Regions from separate parts of the Homo sapiens genome. Here region 1 is linked to region 2. The links are chromatin loops, found by intact Hi-C in ENCODE. Cell type or tissue: HepG2. All regions are shown on one strand. Links, peaks and the distances in the headings refer to the core of each region. The heading gives the core; the rest is flanking DNA. Region 1 overlaps CTNND2 (catenin delta 2). Region 2 overlaps ROPN1L (rhophilin associated tail protein 1 like).

What was found. A loop is a pair of places that touch in the nucleus more often than their neighbours do. Peaks named below come from ENCODE experiments on the same cell type or tissue, not always from the same donor. Only the 100,000 strongest peaks of a DNase experiment are listed, where the experiment ranks them.
Region 1: a loop joins it to region 2, with 10 times the contacts of the local background. A loop is called at or near these places in 12 of 110 quality-filtered maps.

The regions. Positions count from the first base shown.
Region 1 is chr5:11,177,545-11,188,814 of GRCh38, forward strand. The region is part of intron 11 of CTNND2 (catenin delta 2); the gene reads right to left. Among named protein-coding and RNA genes, the nearest start is that of CTD-2154B17.1, 400 kb to the left of the region's middle. In HepG2, for the core only: a CTCF peak has its summit at 5,357 (motif pointing left); no DNase peak of the experiment used is centred there.
Region 2 is chr5:10,447,041-10,458,310 of GRCh38, forward strand. ROPN1L (rhophilin associated tail protein 1 like) reads left to right here. Exons shown (of 5, transcript NM_031916.5): 2 at 1,220-1,343; 3 at 2,912-3,073. Among named protein-coding and RNA genes, the nearest start is that of ROPN1L, 11 kb to the left of the region's middle. RefSeq lists an enhancer at 10,653-11,270. In HepG2, for the core only: a CTCF peak has its summit at 5,850 (motif pointing right); a DNase peak (open chromatin) is centred at 5,861; H3K27me3 peaks cover 1,716 bases.

The DNA of each region.
Region 1 (11,270 bases), core at 1,355-9,354, 730 kb after region 2:
AATATATGTATTATAAGTTATTAAGAGAAGCTTTTACCTATCACCTCCTGGAGACTAAAAAAATATTTAAAGGAAGTGAAATTTTGAGGAACTTTTTTTTGGTCTTGTTCACAGATAATTAGATCTACAAAATGCTCTCATTAAACTACATGGATCAAGTTAGATGGAAATTTATATCATCCATCTAAATTCTGAATAATATATTGCAAAAACAACCTTTGTCATTTTGATATTAAGTTGTTCTTTATGGCAATAATTAGATAGAAGTGCCATTTATTTCCTTAGGTGAATTATGATTTGTGATGATAAAATCATATCATCAGATAAAAAGTATCCTCAATTCCATCGCAAGAAAACATGCATCAATTAATTTAAATACTATAGCAAGTTGTTTATACCAGAGGAATGTATATAAGATGATACTTGTTGGTTCCTGGTAGCTACTGATATTCTGGCAGTGGTGTTGGCGAAGGCAAAGAAATAGAAAAGGAAGACTTGAAGAAGACACAAAGTTGGCTTAGGATTCAAGCTGGTTTTATATTGTTTAGGATAGAAATGGGATCTCTCAATGCCCATTTCTATTCCTGCAATAGTGTTCAAGTATTCTTTATAGATGTGTTAACATACTGTCACCCATGATGACTCACACATTAAGCAAGTCTTACTATGAAATCAAAGATGGATGAGCATCAGTGAATACCAATAAGTCTGCTACTGACCTAAGCCTTTTTCTCAGTAGGTTAAAAGGAGAACACAACAGTGGTTATTAGTTGAGGAATACTCTTGAAGCCTGGGAATGCAGCTCAATGTGGGGAAAATTGGAATATAGTTTCCACCAAATTAGTCCAAGAGGGATTTATTGAACTCCTATGATATGCTGGGTTGAACATCATGGAAACAATCATGACTATGAAACTTCCCCTACTCTTAAGGAGCTTATAGGTTAATGTAGGTGATAGAGAGGCAGAGATGATACAACTTGAATGGAAAACCTGTGATATGAGTCCTGGTAGGAGGAGTATGATTAACAATGCGTCATAATGGAAGATGATGCTAACAAAATGAGGCAAATGCTGGTTATGGAGGTCTGAGAAATTTGAGATGTAAGACATCAGTAGAGCCTAGCAGAATTTTACTCTTTAAAAAGTATATATATAATTGGAAATTTATGGTATATAAATGGTTTTGTTAAAATTAATTAGACTCAGGGCACTCACAACATTGAATCATTTTAAGTTGGCAAAGAATGTAATGATGATTATCAATTTAGTGTACCAGGAAGACATATACAATACATTCTTCGCCTTATATTGAAATTTAACTCTTAGAAAGACATATGTCCTACTGATCTTTATGATACTGTGGAACTACAATAGCTTATAGCTAGAAAACTCTTATTTAAAATTACCCCACTGAGATGACAGTGCATATATTTTACAACTATTTCTTAATTATGAAGATGGTATGTTCAACAATGAGCAGATAATTTTTCATAGCTTGACTAACTTTTCTCAATTTCAGTTGCCTACAGTCTCTTGGATGGACACATTTCAAGGCAAATCACATGGGCCTTTATTCTTAAAGATACAGCAGAGCAATTAGTCCAGCGTGGTGGCAGGTGCCCTGTAGTCTCAGCTACTCGGGAGGCTGAGGTAGGAGAATCGCTTGAACCCAGGAGATGGAGGTTGCGGTGAACCGAAATTGCACCACTGCACTCCAGCCTGGGTGACAGAGCGAGACTCCATCTCAAAAAAAAGCACAAAAAACAAAAAAACAAAAAAACAAAAACAAAAACAAAAAACAAAAAAACATAAAACAGAGCACTGTACTATATTCCTAAAACAAGGTTATCACAGAAAATATGAACCATGCCTTTAAATATACATATTTATCTCGAACTCCTGACCTCAGATGATCCACCCACCTCAGCCTCCCAAAGTGCTGGGATTACAGGCATAAGCCACTATGCCTGGACTAAATATACATATTTATCTGTACCTAACCCTGACATTCTATAATGTCTCCATTTTTAGTTATCTTCACAAAGGAGATAGGAGATATATTTGTTATAAGAGATATGGTTTTAAAAAATCATTTTCTGACCTCCACTTCTAAAAGTTAGTAAATTTGAGGGCTGAGGACCTATTGACACCTCAACCCTCTTATTAAAGGCTTAAATGACTCTCAGAATAGATAACCCTGGATATTATATAATATTTAAAAAAATATGTAATTGGCTTGGAGAAAGCAGGTATTTGTATTCCAAAATGATGCTGCGTAAACATGGAAGAACTTTTGGTTTGGTGCTTATTACATTAACCTTTTAATATTTCCTTCTCAACCTAACATGGGGATAACAATGACACACATTTTATTTGCTGGAAATAATAAACTAAAGGCTCTGCTCATTGAAGAAATAACTCACAGCAATGACCTTCATTGAGGGATCGCTGAGGCTAGAGCACTAATTCTGTAACTAGCAATAAAAACAGGGTTGATATGGTTTGCTCTGGGTCCCCACCCAAATCTCATCTCGAATTGTAAGCCCCATGTGTTGAGGGAGGGACCTGGTGGGAGGTGACTGCATCATGGGGGGTGGTTTCCCCCATGCTGTTCTTGTGATAGTGAGTGAATTCTCATGAGATCCAGTGGTTTTAAAGTGGGGCACTTCCCCCGCATCGCTCTCTCTCTCTCTCCTCCACTATGCTTCCTTTTGGCCTTCCGCTACGATTGTAAGTTTCCTGAGGACTACTCAGCCATGTGGAACTGTGAGTTAATTAAACTTCTTTCCTTTATAAATTACCCAGTCTCAGGAAGTTCTTTATAGCAGTGTGAAAACAGACTAATACAAGGGTCATGTGGCCTTAAATGTAATATGTTATTTTGGAAGCAGAGTCCTAGGTTAATATTTAAAGCATTTAAAGAAAGAAACATAATAGCGATTGGTTGAGAACTCACTTTTAAGTTTCACACACTGAAAGCACAAGCAAGGCTTATGTGCCTCACATATTGTAGAGTCTCAGCATCATGGTCCCTGCAAGCAGATGGGCTCCTCTGTTCATGTCCCTGACCCCCAAGGCAGGATGTAGAGTGAAGAAGGACCTCACTTATCCTGCTGGGGACAGGGTCTGTAACACTGATCTCTTTTCCATATTTGCCCTAGGGCTTAGCTGAGCAACACACTCTAGATCCTGCTACCTCGTAGAAAACAGTGAAAATGTGATCTGGCTCTTTAGAGAACCAAACTGAAATACATCACTCCTAACGATGCCAACTGGCAACTCCTATAAAGAGTTCCCATGTAGCAGGGATGCTGGCTCCCATCTGAGTTGATGTCTCTGTCCTCTTCAGAGTTCAGACAGGGCTGAGCACTCCCGGTTGCCTGAGGATGTGGAGCTGACAGAGTCTACTAGTATGTGGGCCCGGAGGTTCTGGGGAAGAACCAAGTCTGTGCACTTGAGGTCTGGGATGTGTTTGGGCAGGTTAGGCAGGCTGGGCAGAGGCTGACTGGTGGGGCAGGAAAAGCTCCTAGGAGGGAACTGATGTGAATGCAAACCAGCCAGCGGGTACCAGGAGCAGGGTGCAGTGGCGGGGAGGGTGGACCCAATGACTGGAGTGGGAGCCATTATTTGACTCGCCCTTAGCCCAGCAACAGAGAGGCAAGTCTCAATTCCCGGGAAAGAGGCTAAGGTGGGAAAAGCTCTTTCTGTAATGCCTGGGGTATAAGAAGTGCTCTTCAGGGATTCTAGTACAAATTGTAATGCAAGGGGCAGTGAGCCATTCTTTCTCTCTGGCTTACCTACTACCTCATAGCTGCAGTCTCCTGGGGGCTCAGGGTAGACACATGTGGGGCCACTTTGCCCGGGAAGCAGCAGGTGAGATGGCGACAACCAGCAGAGCACACAGGCTGTGCCCCGGGGAGCCATGGTGACCAGCTGAGAGAACTGCAAGCTCTAAAAGCACTGTGGAAGCTTCTGCCAAGCCCAGTGTATAGAACAGATACACAAAGAAGTCGGGGATAGTAGTGCTTCCAGTGTGGAACTGCGTCTGGTAGAGCAGGATGGTAGGGAGGGCTGTGTGATAGCCAAAAACCCAGGAGGCTCCGTGTGTATGTGTGTGTGTGTGTCTGTGTGTGTGTCTGTGTGGTGTGTGTGTGGTGTATGCGTGTGGTGTGTGTGTGTGTTATGTGTGGCATGTGTGTGTGGATGTGTGTATGTGTGTGTGTGTGTGTCTGTGTGTGTGTCTGTGTGGTGTGTGTGTGGTGAATGCGTGTGGTGTGTGTGTGTATGTGTGGCATGTGTGTGTGGATGTGTGTGTGTGTTATGTGTGGCGTGTGTGCATGGATGTGTGTGGTGTGTATGTGTGGTGTGTGTGGAGGCTATGTGTGTGGTGTGTGTGTGGGGGGGTGCGTGGTATCTGTGTAGTATGTGTGTGGTGTGTGTGTAGTATGTGTGTGGTGTGTGGGTGTGTGTGGCGTGTGTGATGTATGTGTGGTGTGTGTGGGGTGTGTGTGGGGGGTGTGTGTGGTGTGTGTGGTATGTGTGGGGTGTGTGTGGATGGAGTGTGTGTGTGGTGTGTGTGTGGATGGGGTGTGTGTGTGTGGATGGGGTGTGTGTGTGGTGTGAGTGGGCGTGTGGTGTGTGTGGGGTATGTGTGTGTGGGTGTGTGTGTAGTGTGTGTGTGGTATATGTGTGTGGTGTGTACGTGTGTAGTGTGTGCATGCACACACCCGGGCATGTATGTTCATGCCTGCATGTGCTGGTCTGTGTGGGTATGCCTACATTGCACAGGTATGTTTGCATGCACCCACCTTCGTGTGCACATCTAAGAGTGTGCACACCTGTATATATATGTCTGTGTGTGCAAGTAAAGTTAGTGACTTAGTTTTTGGAGGAGAGGGATGGATGTGAGACACTTGGTTTTAAGTAAATTTGCCTCAACTTCAACCTCTCTCTTCCCCCATCCATGTCTAGGTAGCTTTTCCACTGCCCACGATGGCTTCAAAACTCTTAATTGCAGGTGATTGCCCTCAACTTCCCGCCCTCAACTTCCCACCCGCAACTCTTACTACTAGCCATGTCCCCCAAGGATTGGGTAATACTATCTTTGTATAAAAGAGATACAGCAAAAGAAACTGGCAACAGTCAATGGGGAGAAGCAATGCCAAGGGTAGCTGTGGGCTGTTGTCCTTGCAAATTTCATATGACTGACAGACTTTCTGTGGCCTAATGATTTTTTAAAAGGTAATTTGCATAGATATAGCTGTTTCCATAGCAACTCAGATTGTGTTTCATTACACTGCAGCCCTAATGGCAAGCAGCTTTAGGAAAGCTACCTAGAGATGGTGAGGGAGCCCCCTGGAGGTAAAGGGAATTTTAGTAAGATCCTGGTATTTGGAGTTTGGATCAGCAAATTTTAGAGATATTCCTTTCCATTCACTAAGCATGTGGCTTATCTAATCAGACATAGTGTTTGCTTTTGGGAGAGTTGCCCTTCTGAGATCACCTGATCATTTCCTTCTTTTCAATCCCATTTTCATTAGATTCAAATTATAAATACCTAGCCATGCTCAATGTGAAGTTTATACATGACAAAAAAATTTCACATCTGTGTTTATACACTTCAATAACTAAGTTAATAGCAAGGGCAGTTTTGCAGAAAATTATTAAATTGATAGACTGCTTGAAAATCCTAAATGATCCATGTTCATCTCATAACTACAACTGTATGTTAAATACAAATTTCTATCTCCTGTTAATTTAACGAAGCCTTAGGAAGTCTCCTGAAAAAGGCATGGAAAGTAAGGCATATTAACATGCCCCTCCACCCATACGTGTCCTTAATAAAGGATGCACGTGATTGGCTGTGCATAAGTGATTACACAGATCAGAAAATGCCCCAAGGTCAAAAGTAGAGAGGATGGCATCGACACTCTCCAGCTAGCGGGTACAGATACCCAGCAGCTAAGGCCCCACTGCTAAAGAAGAGCAAATCAATTTAGTTTCTTTTTTTTTTGGTTTTTTTTTTTTTGAGACCAAGTTTTGCTCCTGTTGCCCAGGCTAGAGTGCAGTGGTGCAATCTCAGCTCACTGCAACCTCCGCCTCCTGGGTTCAAGTGATTCTCCTGCCTCAGCCTCCTGACTAGCTGAGATTACAGGTGCCTGCCACCGTGCCTGGCTAATTTTTTGTATTTTTAGTAGAGACAGGGTTTTATCATGTTGGCCAGGCTGGTCTCGAACCCCTGACCTCAAGTGATCCAATTGCCTCGGCCTCCCAAAGTGCTGGGATTACAGGCTTGAGCCACCGCGCCTGGCCTAGTTTTGTGTACTCTCTCTCTTTCTCACTCGCTCATGCTGTCTCTCTCTGTCCCTCCCTCTTTCTCTTTCTCTCAAACTCTTTTCTTTCATTACCACAAGCATGCGTAGAACCAATATAAAATTAAACATCTGCTTCAAAACTGCAAACTCACTTAAAAGGCAAAGACTGAAACATAACAAAAACCGCTAAAGTTAATGTCCAAGACTTCTTTTGGTTAATAAAAGTGTTTCTGAATGCTTTGAAATCAGTATCTCGCAGTCTTAGATTTCCATGCATATTACTGCCTCTCACTAACGATGGAGGGGAATAATTTTTAAGAATAAAGGATGGGGGATGGTTCTTTCTAATCTAAAAAGAATCATTTGACATAAAATGTGAGAAATGAAAGTAGCCTTTTTTCTACTGATACCTGTGAATGCAAATGTGGTTCACTGTTAAGTATATCTGGAAACCAGATAAGAGCGCATGTTTATGTTTGCTTTTAATTAACTGCACAGATAAGCCTCAGAAAATAAATTTGTGAACAGAGCAGGTATGCCACTTGAAAACAGAATTGCACTTATGAATTAAAATCCATTTTCTCAAAAAAAAATCCAACATGCATGAAAGCCAAATACTATGTAGGGCAAGCAGCTCTTTTAACTAATATGTATCATAATTTTAAGTGCTAACTGTGTTTGCTATAGACTGCTGTACTTGAAGTACTGAATGCTTTTATGCTCAAGGTTCCATGGTTTTTAAATTGCCTGAAAATATGTCCTAACTTTTAAGTTGGCCGACTGTCATTTGCATAGTAGATTAATCCTTGTTCACTATTGTGAATTAATAGTCTGTGGAATTATTTTGTCTCATCAACGAGGACACAGCTGACTCTGGGTGTGTCCCTAGCAATTTTTGTGTGAAGTGAATCAAGTTATGTAGAAACTTATCAAGCACGTTCCTCATTATTCCTTCCACCCAAAGGCCCTTAACTTCTAGAAGAATTGTAGATTAAAAGGCAAATATGGATGGAAGGAGAAGACCAGACTGTTTGAACCCGCAGCACTCGGACTCAATGCAAGGAGAGTGGCAAGCAGATATGCAGAAGGAAGCTGCTTTGCGCAGGAGTGCTTGTGCCTTAGTCTGAGCAGGTGTGCAAGAACACACATGCCCACCCCTGCATGCACACGGATGACTCAGTTCTCAATCCATTCTTATTAAAGAAGCATGCAAAGAGAGTTTGCCCCTGTAACCTTCGTGGCCCATGTTTTATTCTCCTGCTCCCATTACCTGCACGCCAAACCCATATGCATCTTTAAAACCCATTTCAAATGTTGCTTTCTTCATAAAGTCTTCCTTGATCTCTTCAACTGAAGTTTCTCTTTCCTCCTCTAAGCTCCTCTGGCCCTCTCTCCATGCTTTTCTTATAGAACAGTTCTCTATCTCCCTCTCCCTAACTCAGTGGACTGCTCCTGGAGAACAGAGCTCACATCTACATCATTTCCATATGCTCTTGTCTACCCTGACTGAGCAACCTTGTAGTGCTGCTCAGGCATCTATTGTGAACTGGAGAAGAAAGAAGGAAGACAAGAAGGTCACCTTCTAAGCAGTCCCATTTCCTGACTTCTCTGGGATTACAGGCCTCATGATACAGGCTCCTATTTTAGGAAACCACTTCACAGAGATTCTTCTTCTGGGCATTCCCTGGGGATGGCACACAGTTGATGTACACAGCTGCCATGATGGCAACGACAACAGCCGTCATGATGGAAGAGCGAGTTGCTAAGTGAAAAGAGTTTTGCATGTGCAAAACTGAAGCTTCTCCTCCTCTAGGCTGAGTTTCATCCTCTAACGGATAACCAAAAAGGAAGTTTATTTCAAACGTTTCATCAGGAATGACAAACAAAAACATCTGTTGGAAAGGAAACCAGGTGTTGGGCAAGGGATGTAGACGTTATATAATTTGGTGTTCTCCTCCAGGATCCAGTGGGGATTGCTATGTTGTGTTCGTTAACACTAGTTAATGTAATTTTTGTGATAATTGTAGAGCAAATAGAGCAAACTCTCAAATATAATTAGGGAAAAGTGTTTCTAATTAACTTGTAACTCGTGAGTTGCAAAGTAAAGCCACAAATCAGTTATGCATTGTCAGACCTAACAAATGGAAATGCGCTGTACATTTCAATCTCGGCAAATACAAAACAAAGCACAAAGACCCAGAAAAACTTTCCTTTAAGCCTTTATACAATTTTGGCATGCTCTGAAATGTAATTAGAGATAAGCACAGATACATCTCACGTCACCAGCCCTAATGATCACGGAGGTGAAAACTGAAGGCAACTTCAGACGGTTCAAGAACATCCAACATTTTACTGCTGCAGAATGTAAAATGGATCATGCTCACAAAACACTCTCTGATCGGTGTACAGAAGGTTCTGATGAAACTTCACAAGGTTTCATAGGGAAGTAAAGGACTATAATATATGCAAGCTCCACCCCAGTTAACACTGCCATCAGTAACAGTTGCTTACTGCTGGCTGTAAGTCAGAGGGGGATACAGGAAATTTCTTCTATATCCAGTGGAAGCGATTCCACTTATTTTCTCTCTCACTTGAGGAAGCACACTGTAATATGAGGTAACCTCAAATTCATTCTAATTTGAAAAAAGTGATAAACGGGCCATATATTTTCATTGGATAGTGTAGTTACCATTAGCGTCAAATTATTTTGGCGTCTCTCAAAACACATCCATGTCTCCTAATCCTCCACCCCTCTGCAGTCCACTGTAATTGTTGGTCCTGTTAAAGTAGAAAGTGGTGTTTCTCAAACATGCATGATCCTAAGAACCTCGAGAGGGTATTGCTAAATGTGTGGATTCCCAAGCTATTATCGTGAAAATCTAGGGTCCAGAAATATGTATTGTTTTATCAAGTGCCTCCAAAGAAACTCTTATGATTGGAGAAACTGGAAAATCACTGGTGTAAAGCAGACTGGCTTTGGAAATCAAGGACTACACTAGTACCACAGACCAGCTGTGACTTTAAGCATGCCCCTTACATCCAACCTCACAGGACCTCAGGAGTATTCAAGGCAATGATAGACTGGACGGTACGTAGCACTATGACCGGTAAGTGTGGGTGTTCGTAAATGTATGCTTATCTCTTCTTGGTCCACAAGAAAGAAATGCAGAGAATACCTGGATTCTCAGGTTAGGCACATTGGACAACAATAAGAATGTAAAACACAGGAAATAATGTGACATATTGGCTCTAGAGGCATCTGCAAAGTCCTACTCTGTGACAAAGGTAATAAAGAAGGGGTATTAAGCTTGACTTACCCATATATAAATGTTAGCAGTCTAATCTTACCATAGCACAACTAACTACAACTCCCTTAAAAAGACTGTTTATGAGAAACAGAGACAAATGGGACAGAATAGAGAACTCAGAAAGAAGACTGCACATCTACAACCATCTGATCTTTGACAAACCTAACAAAAACAAGCAACAGGGAAAGGACTCCCTATTTAATAAATGGTGCTGGGAGAACTGGCTAGACATATGCAGAAAATTGAAACTGGACCGCTTCCTTACACCTTACACAAAAATTAACTCAGGATGGATTAAAGACTTAAATGTAAAACCCAAAACTATAAAAAACCCTAGAAGAAAACCTAGGCAATACCATTCAGGACATAGGCACGGGTAAAGATTTCATGACGAATACATCAAAAGCAATTGCCACAAAAGCAAAAATTGACAAATGGGATCTAATTAAGCTAAAGAGCTTCTGCACAGCAAAAGAAACTATCATCAGAGTGAACAGGCAACCTACAGAATGGGAGAAAATTTTTGCAGTCTATCTATCTGCAAAGGTCTAGTATCCAGAGTTTACAAAAATACTTAAACACATTTATAAGAAAAAAACCAACCCCATTAAAAAGTGGGCAAAGTACATGAACAGACACTTCTCAAAAGAAGACATTCATGCAGCCAACAAACCTATGAAAAAAGCTCAACATCACTGATCACTAGAGAAATGCACATCAAAACCACAATGAGACACCTTCTCATACCAGTTAGAATGGTGATTATTAAAAAGTCAAGAAACAACAGATGCTGGCGAGGCTGCGGAGAAACAGGAATGCTTTTACACTGCTGGTGGGAATGTAAATTACTTCAATCATTGTGGAAGAAAATGTGGTGATTCCATGAAGACCTGGAACCAGAAATATCATTTGACCCAGCAATCCCATTACTAAGTATATACTCAAAGGAATAAAAATCATTCTATTATAAAAATACATCCACATGTATGTTCACTGCAGTACTAGTCACAATAGCAAAGACATGAAATCAACTCAAATGCCCATCAGTGATAGACTGGATAAAGAAAATGTGGTATATATATATACCATAGAATACTATACAGCCATAAAAAGGAGTGAGATCATTTCTTTGCAGAAACATGGATGGAGCTGGAAGCCACTATCCTCAGCAAACTAACACAAGAACAGAAAACCAAACACTGCATGTTCTCACTTAACTTAAAAGTAGGAGCTAAACAATGGGAGCACATGGACACAGGGAGGGGAACAACCCACACTGGGGCCAGTCAGGGAGTTGGGTGAGGGAGAGCATCAGGAAAAATAGCTAATGCATGCTGGGCTTAATACCTAGATGATGGGTTGCTAGGTGTAGCAAGCCACCATGGCACACATTTACCTGTTTAACAAACTGCACATCCTGTACACGTACCCTGGAACTTTAAAATAAATAAAATTTAAAAATTAAAAACAAATACTGTATATGGAAATGTCTTGTTCACTGAGACACTGGTGCCACCATCCTGGTCACTGGTAAGAGAGCCATCCCATAAGGAAGGGGGAGCTATGGCTGGAAGAAGCCATATGGCTAGAAGGGTTTCTGAAGACTCTATGGGATACAGCTGCGTTATCACCTTGGAACACTTAAC
Region 2 (11,270 bases), core at 1,832-9,831:
GTTTATTTTAGTCTATCAGATATCGACTTATCCATATTTATCTGTAGCAATGTTTCTAACTACCCATGGCTTTAAAATTGTTATCTGTGGCCCTGGTGGATGCTTTGATGTTCATTTGCCTGGATATGCTGTCTCTTTTCATCATGCTAAAGTCATTAGGGCCCCAAATGATGTGGCTTCAGCATCGCCACCTCTGGCAAAGATACCAAGGGGCGTGAGTTTCTCAGAAGGTCTTGCCTGGCACCCCTCCCACCACGAGCCAGAGGCTGGGTGTGGGTTCCCTCTTGACTTATTGCCCCAACAGTTTCCCACTCTTGCCCCCAACATAAGCAGCAATATCAGTGTCCCAGAAAGGAACAATTAAGGGGAACAATACCAGGCAGGAAAAGTGGGGGTGGGGGGATGGGAGCCAGGCCAGCACCTGCCATTCCCAGTGTGGAAGTAGGTGACCTGTGTGTTCCTGGGCTGCCTCAGGGTTGAATATGCAGAGACGCTTAAAGTCAAGCACCTCAAAAAGCAGCAAGACCAAACCCACCTGTCAAAAGTGGGAAGACGGCCAGGCACAGTGGCTCACGCCTATAATCCCAGCACTTTGGGAGGCCAAGCTGGGAGGATCACTTGAGGCCAGGAGTTCCAGACCAGCATGGGCAATGGAACAAGACCACATCTCTGTAAGAAATAATTAAAAAGATTAGCCAGGTGTGGTGGTGTGTGCCTGTAGTCCCAGCTACTCAGGAGGCTGAGGCGGGAGGATCCCTTGAGCTTGGGAGGTTGAGGCTACAGTGAGCCATGATTATGCCACTGCACTCCAGCCTGGGTGACAGAGTGAGACCCTGTCTCAAAAAATTTAGGAAAAAAAAAGAAAGAATAATACATGGAACTCCAGCTGATTGTGAAGTGGCAGGGAGGAGGGGAAGAATCACACATGTTGAAGGAGCTTCTGCGAGTGCCAGCCACTGCGCCAAGCCCTTCTCACACAATGCTCCCCAACCCTCCAACAGGGAGTCTCATTATCCCCTTTGCCAACAGAGAAACTAAGGCAGGCAGAGAAGGTTAAGTCAGAGAACCAAGTGGAGGAACCAGGACATAAGCCCGGGATGTTGGTCTTCAGAGCTGTCCTTCCTAATCACCGTTGTTTTGGGGGGTTATTTAAGAAATTGGATCGCATAGCTGTTTTTTGTGTATTGATGAGCTTTCAGAGATGTCTGTTATTTATTAGCTATTTTTCAGCTCTGTCGAGAGGAGATCCACTTCCTGTAAAGGACAGAATGGAAATGCCCACGGCAACCCAGAAAACAGACACAGGCCTGACTCAAGGACTCCTGAAAGTTTTGCACAAGCAGGTATGGGGGGGCGTAGTCTCTGGCCTCAGGCAGCTGGCCTGTGCTTTCCTTACCGTTCACTGTGCATTGATGACAGAGCGGGGCACACCCCAGCAATGTATTTCAAACCTCCTGAGGTCCCTGAAATCCTGCTTTCCCTGCCACGCATCGTCAAGGTTGATTCAAGGAAGAAATATGTTGTGTCTGGGAGGTCTTTTTCTAGCTTCAACAGCCCCAAGTCACTATCCAGGGGTAGAGTTTAGAAAAGTGAAATATAATTTCTTTTAAATACAAAATTTACATGACACTAGATTCTGCTGGGCAAAACATACAAAATTTCAGAACCTGGGGGGTTTCCAGTCCGTTCTCCAGGTGTGTGTTTGTGAAAGCTGTGCGCAGGCCTGAGTAAGCCTCTGCCTTCTCTGTCTGGAAGGCGGGGCTGGCCTTTGGCCCCCAAGGTGGGCAGCAGCCTCTGGTGTCCAGTGCTGTGGAGAGCCTGGGCCCCCTTCCTGCCTTGCGCTTCTTTGCCCCACACGCCATCCTGTTTTTACAGACGTGAGTTACTAGAAAGTGGGTCACGGAGCAAGGCTAGGCCTTCCTCATGACTCGGTTCTTTTGCTAAAAGAGACACCAGTGGCATAACCTTGATTTTCAAACTGACTTATCCCCATTCTACACTGTGAAGTACTGTGCTTCTGCGCAGGATACAGTGAATTCTGAAACTAGGACTACCTTAAGGGAAGCAAAGAACTCTTGAATGGTGTAGCTTGCGAAAAGACATGCTGAAATTGCTCAAAGCCTTTTCATCCAGGATACTGCTAGCAGATTGCAGAAGTTTTCAGTTTTGATAGATTGTTTAAAATAGTAGAAGGAAGGCCGGGCATGGTGGCTCATGCCTTTAATCCCAGTACTTTGGGAGGCTGAGGCGGGCAGATCACTTGAGGTCAGGAGTTCAAGACCAGCCTGGCCAACAAGGTGAAACTTTGTCTCCAATAAAAATACAAAACTTAACAGGGCGTGGTGGTGCGCACCTGTAATCCCAGCTACTTGGGAGGCTGAGGCGGAAGAATTACTTAACCCTGGGAGGTGGAGGTTGCAGTGAGCCGAAATCATGCCGCTGCACTCCAGCCTGGGCAACAGAATGAGACTGTCCAAAAATTAACAAATAAATATATAATAGAAGAAATACATTTATTTTCAGTTTTAAGATCTCTCCTATCTAACTGTTAATGTGATTAGGGGCTGGATTTTTAAAATGTTTTTTACTGAGCTTTATTTTTTATTGTGAAGCATTTCAGACAGATAGTGGAGTATCGTATACTCAATATCAGTATGCCTGTTTCATTAAGTCATAACATGATGCCGTATTCGCTTCACCGTCCTTTTTTCATTTAATAAATAAAAGGTTGCCGCTCGCTGCCTTCCCTGCCTTCCCTCCCCAGGGCTGACAGAACCCCCTGTCATGCATTTGGAGTTCATCTGTCCCCTGCATGGGGCGGGTTACTTGGTGTGTGTTGAATATTCACAGCATTCATTGTTTCCCAGGTTTTAAAACATACATAAATTGTCATGCTGTGTTTTCCAAACAGTGTCACCACAAGCGGTATGTGGAATTAACAGATCTTGAGCAGAAGTGGAAGAACTTGTGCCTGCCGAAGGAAAAATTCAAAGCGCTCTTACAACTGGATCCTTGTGAAAACAAAATCAAGTGGATAAACTTTTTAGCGCTTGGATGCAGCATGCTTGGTGGGGTATGTACCTATAAACAGCATATTAATAATTCTGTGTCATCATGGTCCCAGCTTAAAAATAATTTAGGTTTCAGTAACTAAAGGAAACACTTTAGTAACTTTGTCTTAGAAAAGCATTTCCCCCTGCTCCAGGCCTATTATATTAATATTTTCAGGTGTACAGTTATTTTAATTTACAGAAATTATTTATGAATGCCTCAATTTAAAAGTTAATAGTAGATGAAAGATATGGATACTATTAAAATATATTTAGGTTTTAGAAGAAAATGCATCAATGACTTTTTAAAACTACAAATCATTTTGTAAACTGATAACTGTTTTGCTCATCTGTGGAAAGAGGCATACAATTATTTTCTACTTTAGTAGAAATCTATTATTATTATTTATTTATTCATTTTTTTTGAGATGGAGTTTTGCTGTTGTTGCCCAGGCTGGAGTACAATGGCGCAATCTCGGCTCACCGCAACCTCCGCCTCCCAGGTTCAAGCGATTCCCTGTCTCAGCCTCCCGAGTTGCTGATAGCTGGGATTACAGGCATGTGCCACCATGCCTGGCTAATTTTGTATTTTTAGTAGAGACGGGGTTTCTCCATGTTGGTCAGGCTGGTCTCGAACTCCTGACCTCAGGTGATCTGCCCACCTTGGCCTCCCAAAGTGTTGGGATTACAGGCGTGAGCCACCGCGCCGGCCTTAGAAATCTATTATTAATAACTAATAGATACAGTGAGATTTTGCTGATGTTTGAGTATAAGCCAAGCAACTTAGGAATAAGACATGATCCTCCAGGTGACGAGGCGAGCCTGGGAGGTCGGGGCGAGAAGGGAGAGGTTGGAGCTGGGATGATGTTGGCAGGGCTTCCTTTGCAAACCCAGAGTCAGTCTTCTCAGCTAAAGTCTTGCTGTGAGACATGGTGGTTGGGTGAAGGAAGAGTAACCAGGCATCTGCCATGTGAAGCTTATGAAGAAAGGAGGCAGAGAAAGGAGAACCAGCTCCCTTTACTACATAGATGAACAATTTGATTTTCCCCCCTCCCTTCAGTCTGTGGCCCCAGTGTGTATAACTGGTCCTTGCTTCACAGCCCTCACTCAGCTTTGCTCCATGCACAGAGCTCTTTCATTCCATTTTCATTAAAACAAATTACTTGAAATGGGTGGTGGTAAACACCCGCAAGGCTACCCAATGTGGCCACTAATGCACCAACAGTCACTTCCAACCACCTGTGGCCTCCTCCCATGTCCTGTCCCCCTGCCTGGTGGCCTGAAGCAATGACATTTCTGAAGTTCCTGCTTCTCGCTTCCTGACCTCTGAAACACATGCTTCTATGTGTCCCGCAAGAGGTACACTGTGGAATTTTAGTTGGTTTTGACTTGATGAAAAGACATTTGTGTTGTCAGTAATTTTCTGAAATTTTCATCCTAAATTATATGACTAGATGTATTCATCTGTACATCACAGGCCACGTTGTTCATTCCCTTCCTTCGCCATGTCACATCTGAGTGTGGCGCAGTTCACCAGCTCTGCAGATGGCCCCAGTGGGAAGCTCCGTGCCCTCAGGGAGTCGGGTGTGGTGTGGCTGTAGAATGAGCAAGAGTTTTGTTGTGTAACTGCTCAAAGGCAATGGAGGTGCTTCCTGTCAGCCCCGGGCTAATTGTGCCAAGGCCTGGATGTTGGCAGGCATGGTACCCTCCAGTAGCAAGGACAGGTGCAGATGGCACCAGGGGAGTGTCTCAGGGGTATTATCAAGATAGACAAAGGCAAATACTTTTAATTATTGGAGACATTTTTATGTCACTTTGTTAATCTGGAACTCTGTGAAATCTATCTATCTATCTATCTATCTGTCTATCTATCTAATCTATCTATCTATATCTGTATCTAGCTATATGTTTTTTGAGATGGAGTCTCACTGTGTCACCCAGGTTGGAGTGCAATGGTGTGATCTTGACTCACTGCAACCTCCCAGGTTCAAGTGATTCTCCTGCCTCAGCCTCCCGAGTAGCTGGGATTACAGGCATGCACCACCATGCTCAGCTAATTCTTGTACTTTTAGTAGAGATGGGGTTTCACCATGTTGGCCTGGCTGGTCTTGAACTCCTGACCTCAGGTGATCTACCAGCCTCAGGTTCTGGGATTATAGATTACAGGTGTAAGCCACTGCACCCAGCCTAAAGTATATGTGTGTGTGTGTGTGTGTGTGTGTGTCTGTGTGTGTGTGTGTGTGTGTGTGTATTTTTTTTTTTTTGAGACAGAGTCTTGCTCTGTCACCCAGGCTGTAGTGCAGTGGTGCGATCTGGGCTCACTGCCACCTCCGCCTCCCAGGTTCAAGTGATTTCCATGCCTCAGCCTCCCAAGTAGCTGGGATTACAGGCATGGACCTCCACGCCTGGCTAATTTTTTGTATTTTTAGTAGAGACAGCGTTTCACCATGTTGGCCTGGCTGATCTTGTACTCCTGACCTCAGGTGATCTGCCCGCCTCGGCCTCCCAAAATGCTGGGATTACAGGTGTGAGCCACTGCACCCGGCCCTGAAATCGATATGTTAACAATATAAAATTGTATGCAATGTTTGAATTAATGTTGGTGGTTTCTGCCTCTAAGCTTAGTTGTAAAATTTTGATTTTAAAATGATGAGAAAGTAGAATAATTCATGTTTTTGGATCCATCTTTATAGTTTTCACCTTCCTAATTGTGAAAATTAAGCACTAGATTTAAAACACAATTGAATCTGATTTGAAAAATAAGGCCTCTTGTCCATGTAGAGTGTGTGACACTAGATGGAGACATTGTGTTAAGGATAGAGCTTGGCCGTCTAAGCTGACTCCTGGGGAAGAGACATCACAAACAGCACACATTCTTTTGGGTTCTTCCTATCATAGAGAATAAATTGACACCAGGAATCATGCTGTGCATCACTGCGGGTTCCTGCCTGTCTCCTGACTTGAGCCACCTTTGCCAGCAGGACTCCAGATTTGCCCTTGACTCCTTCCATAGGTGCTGGAGGCCTCTCCTGGTTGTAGAAAGCCACAGCCACCCTCTGCTCTGGTCCAGTGCGGCTGTAGACTCAGGGTCAGGTTCAAGTGTGGAAGCTGACCTCTCCTCCCTCAGAGGAGCGTGTGCTCGTCTGGGGTCCATGTCTGCTGCCAGGGATGCCTGCTCTGCCCTGGCTCCCGCGGCCCACAGAGTGCTGAGCACGAGTTCAAACACCTGTCTCGGGGTGCGCTGGGTAGACAGGAGGTGCTCGGACCCTCCAGGCCTTGGTGTGGACAGTTGTGTTGTTGACCTTGTTGGCCCTGGGTGGCTTGGAGGTGTGCTAAGAACACAAAGCTGTGAATTCAAGGAGGGGTTTCTTCATGTCGTTCAGCGTCATAAGCGTTCATTTTTATGCTTTAAAAAAATACCTTCAAAAAGGAGGAAATGAAGTGCGATGAGAATAATTTGTAGTGGATTACCACCTGCAGAAGTTTATTTCACATAGGATGCTGTGTAATTGGTGGCTAGCCGCTGCCTGCGTGAGCGGGATAGATGTCGTTCCTGCTCCCTGCATCTATGGCGGGGGCGTGGCTTGTGGCAGGTGTACTCTCTGTGCTGTTTACATTTATTTATCTTAGAAATCACTCTAGTCAAATTCATCGAGTTGAAGATCTCTAAAAAGACTGGAAACCTCTGCTTCAATTTCTGAATCATACATACCATTCATTCCACAAATGTTTACTGTGCATTATTTTGTGCCAGGCCCTGTTCTAAGTGCTGCAGGTTCTGGAGTGAACAAAACGGGCAAACATCACCAGACTCTTGGAGCTGATGTTCTGTTATATCCTTGAAGCCCTGAACACTGCTCTACTTATTACATCAAAAGCTATCAATTCAGGTTAAGGGGCACTGTGAGCTGCCCCAGGCAGGTGAACAAGGACATTAAATTGCCATCTGGATGTTAAGAGATTCCTGTCCTCTTTCTCAATGTTTTGATGTGCTTGCATGGTGAAATGACCATATTTGTATGTTGTGGCTTTTATTTAATTTTTTTTTTTTTAAGAGACAGGGTCTCGTTCTGTCACCCAGGCTGGAGTGCAGTGGCATGGTCATAGCTCACTGCAGCCTCAACCTCCTGTACTCAAGCGATCTTCCCACCTCAGCCTCCCAAGTCGGGATTACAGGCATGCAGCACCACATCCAGCTAATTTTTTATTTTTTGTAGAGACAAGTATCTTGCCATGTTGCCCAGGGTGATCTCAGTTCCTGAGCTCAAGCAGTCCTCTTGTCTTGGCCTCCCAAAGTTCTGAGATTTATAGGTACAAGCCACAGAGCCTGGCTGACTTTTATTTTTCCATTTCTACAATGCCATTAATGATCCTGAGCATTAAAGCTGTGGATCAAAATGTTTTGTTTTGTCTTTTAAGCATGGAGATCTTTTTTTTTTTAAGATAAGAAAATTGTGAACCAAGTCTTTCATCCCCATACTGACACTGACAGAGTCAGTCTGTCATGATCAAAACAAATCACATTGACTTTAGTCAGGCTTTGAAACGCATTTGAACTTTCTTAGTCACAGAAGCATCATTCTTCGTTTACAACCACAGATGCACACGTGTCTAACGCAGTTTTCCATCTGAACACGGTGCACGCAGTGGGCATGATTTCTAGGGTTTAACCGGGTGCGGGAGTGCACAGAGCCCTGCGTGTGTATTCTCTGGAATCCTCCCAACAGCCCTTTGAGGAAGGCACCATCAGGATTGCAGGCTGGTGCCCCAAGGCAGAGAGAAGCTGAGTCACAACAGGTGACTTGGAAGTGGGGAGAGGGGAGGATTCCTCCTAGTGGCTCCATAGCCCAAGGAATGTGCAGCCCACAGGTTAGGACCACCTTATTCAAGTTTACGCCTGAGATTTCCTGTCTCGGAGAAGAACAACTCCTCGGGACGATCATCAAAATCATTTTGTGTCCTGAAGTGATTCATCCCCTGGAAGGCATTCAACCTCGGCCTCCTCCTGACAACACACACTTTGGAGCTCTCAGAACATCGCCCCATCCAGCTGTGCTACAGCATGTCAGATTCAGTGACTGACCTATGGTGGTTCCCTGTTGGTCCGATGTGACAGCCACCTGCGCTGCGGCAGTGACAGAGGCTGCATCCTGGCTTACTCCTCGCTGCTGTTTCCTTCCAGGTTTCCGCAGCTAGGGCTCGAAAGCCCATTCGGAAGTGACCAAGAAAGGCCAACAGAATTCCTCATAGCCCCTGCAGCCCGTGAGAAGAAGACACAGCCACGCCCCCACCCCCCAGTGGGAGCCTGAGGCCACAGGCGTGTTTAGGAAGCTGTCCCTGAAGACGAAGGAGCCGCTCAGGCTCCTGACTCCCCTGGCCCCAGCTCCAGTTCCCCTGATTGCTCATGTCCCTCCCTCTGTGGGAAAGAGGCAGGGGCCACGCTCCCCTGACCAACCTTGCCCTGTCCGCTGGAGATTCCCATGGGCCGCTGATGCGGGCCGCTGTGGCCTCCCCATCCCTGTCCTGCACAGGATATCACACCCCAGCCACGGGGTGAACTGCTCCTTCCCATTCAGGGCCTCCTACCCTTACCTGCTGTCAGCCCCAGAAATGGTTTTAAATTAGGAAACTCTAGAGGATAATAGAATTCGATGAAAAGGCCCTTAAGCTCTTGAAAACGCAGTGCTGGGTTAGAGGCTTTTAAAAACCAGTGCTCGGTCAGAGGCTTTTAAAAACCAGTGCTGGGTCAGAGGCTTTTAAAAACCAGTGCTGGGTCAGAGGCACAGCTTCACTGGAAGTCCAGTCTCTACCCCCAGCACAGGCAGCTGTGCCTCAGAGGGGGACCTCCTTTGTTCTGATTCTGTGTAAAACGGGCCTATTTTCATTTCCATGCCAGCTGAGAGGTGCCCTTGGGGAGGTGTGAGGTGACTGTTGAGGGGCCTCATATCATCATGAGAGCAGCTATAATTTGGAAACTGAAAAACCCCACAGAGTTGGCATGCCGAAAATGCCCGGAAAATAGTGGGTGCCCTCGTGCCTGTGCTCTTCACTCATCTCCACTTGAATTTCAGATTATGGATCAGGTGTAAATACTTGGTTAAAAACTAAGTGTTTGGCTGGGTGCAGTGGCTCACGCCTGTAATCCCAGCACTTTGGGAGGCCAAGGCGGGTGGATCACCTGGGGTCAGGAGTTCGGGACCAGCCTGACCAACATAGTGAAACCCCCGTCTCTACTAAAAATACAAAAATTAGCTGGGCATGGTGGTGTGCACCTGTAACCCCAGCTATTCAGGAGGCTGAGGCAGGAGAATCGCTTGAACCCAGGAGGCGGAGGTTGCAGTCAGCCAAGATCGCATCACTGAACTCCAGCCTGGGTGACAAGAGTAAAACTCCATCTCAAAAAAACAAACAAAAAAATAAGTGCAGCTTGCCAGTCACCTCTGCCCAGCACATATCGCACATGGGAGAATAAATCAGCCACACAGCAGACGGCAGCATGGGGCAGCCATGCCAAGGAGAGGGTCTTTTGGCTGTTGTGCAAGTGACTGTGCCACCCACAGGCCTTTGGAATTGAGAAACAAATGTTAAGAAATGTGACTCGCAGCACAAGATGGAGCAAGTTGCCTTATGAATCCTTCTGGATATAAAAATTGCTGCAGATCTTATTGTCAGAAACGTTGACATGGGTAGTGTCATCACGCCTTTGCAGAGGAAGTGATGCTCGAGTGTTTTGATGTATTTTTCCTTAAATACCGCTTCCTCTGAAGCCTTGGAACGGCGCGTTACACAGATCTCATCTGCCTGCTCCATCCACGCCAACTCCTTCCTTTCCGACTCATCCTTCCTGAGGCCCCGCAGTCCTGCACACGGTGGTGACGGACTTCCATTTGTGTCCAGTGTAAAAGCAAATCCCATCATAACAACATGTCTTTGAGAGTTTCAAGCAAGGAACATGGATTGTGAAATACACGACTCGGCTTTGAGCAAGTCCTGTCTTGGGGACAGTCTTTTAGAGGAGCCACGTGTGCAGTGGTCCTGGAGCGGTGCCTGCAGCTCCACGGAGCAGGTTCTGCACTTTTCCTAGAGAGAGCATCATGTTGCCCTGGGAGCTGCACTCACCCCCTAACCGTGCCGTCCACCTCGGCAGCATCAGGTGCAGCCGCCACCAGCACTGCTGGCATGGGAAGGGGGTGGAAATGGGAGGAACTGCCCCATCAGGCCGCTGGGGACAGGGAGATCAGTTCTGTTCAGGGCTCCATCTCCTGCAGCCAAATATCTGGGTCCTCAGATAGGCGACGTCTGTGCCCCAGGTCTTGTTCCCAGAGCCCGCCTGGCGGCTGCTAGACATAATAAAATGGAGTAGTCACTGGGGTGAGCTCAGAGGCCCACCGGCTGTGCTCCAGTCCTGGCTGGGTGACTTGGGTGATTGCTGAGCCCCTCTGGGCCTGGCCAAGGTGTCTGTCTGCTCCTCGCAGTAACCACACGAGGTGACTGTCATTATTCTCACTCCCAGAGGAGGACAGCGGGCTGTGTTATCAGCCTTGCTCTGACCATGGTGTTCTGTAGGGAAGGCTCATTTTGTCCCATAGCCTGGAGCGGCCTCAGAGCCCTTTCCTGTCCCTGAGGATGTGGGGTTTATTCCTGACACAGCCACTGTGGAGCTGGACAGTCCAGGCCTGGCTTGCAGCGGCCCTTTCCCTGCATCTGCAGCTCCCCCGTGAGGATGGTGCTCCACCCTGGCCCTCCTGTGTTTGTTTCTTGCGCTTCCCTTGGAAGCACAGCCCTAGATTCATCCCTGCAGGCGATTCCCCAGGGATGTCAGCCACCTCCGTGGCTGCTGCAAGCAGGAGCTCTCAGTCTGCCCTCACACCCCACCCCAGCAGCCTGCAGGGCACCACCCTGCTCGGGAAGGTCCTGGTTCTCAGTCATGTTTGCCAAGCGATGTGGTGTAAATACTCCCACTGCTGCTGAGTTCAGGCTGCCAAGGTGAAGTCCTCCAGCTCACACAACTGCTGGAAACTTAGCAGTAGGCTCATGAGCCGGCTCCAGCACAGCACCGGGCTCCGAGGAAATCCTGTGCCACCCGCCAGTCCTTGTCCTTCCTGTCCTGTCCTGTGTGCTTTGACACAGGAGATTGCTCTCTCCACCAGGAAATGCTTTTCTTCACTCACCAGCAGCCTCCCTCCTGGCTGCGCCTTTCAAGTCCCCATGCTGGTCCCT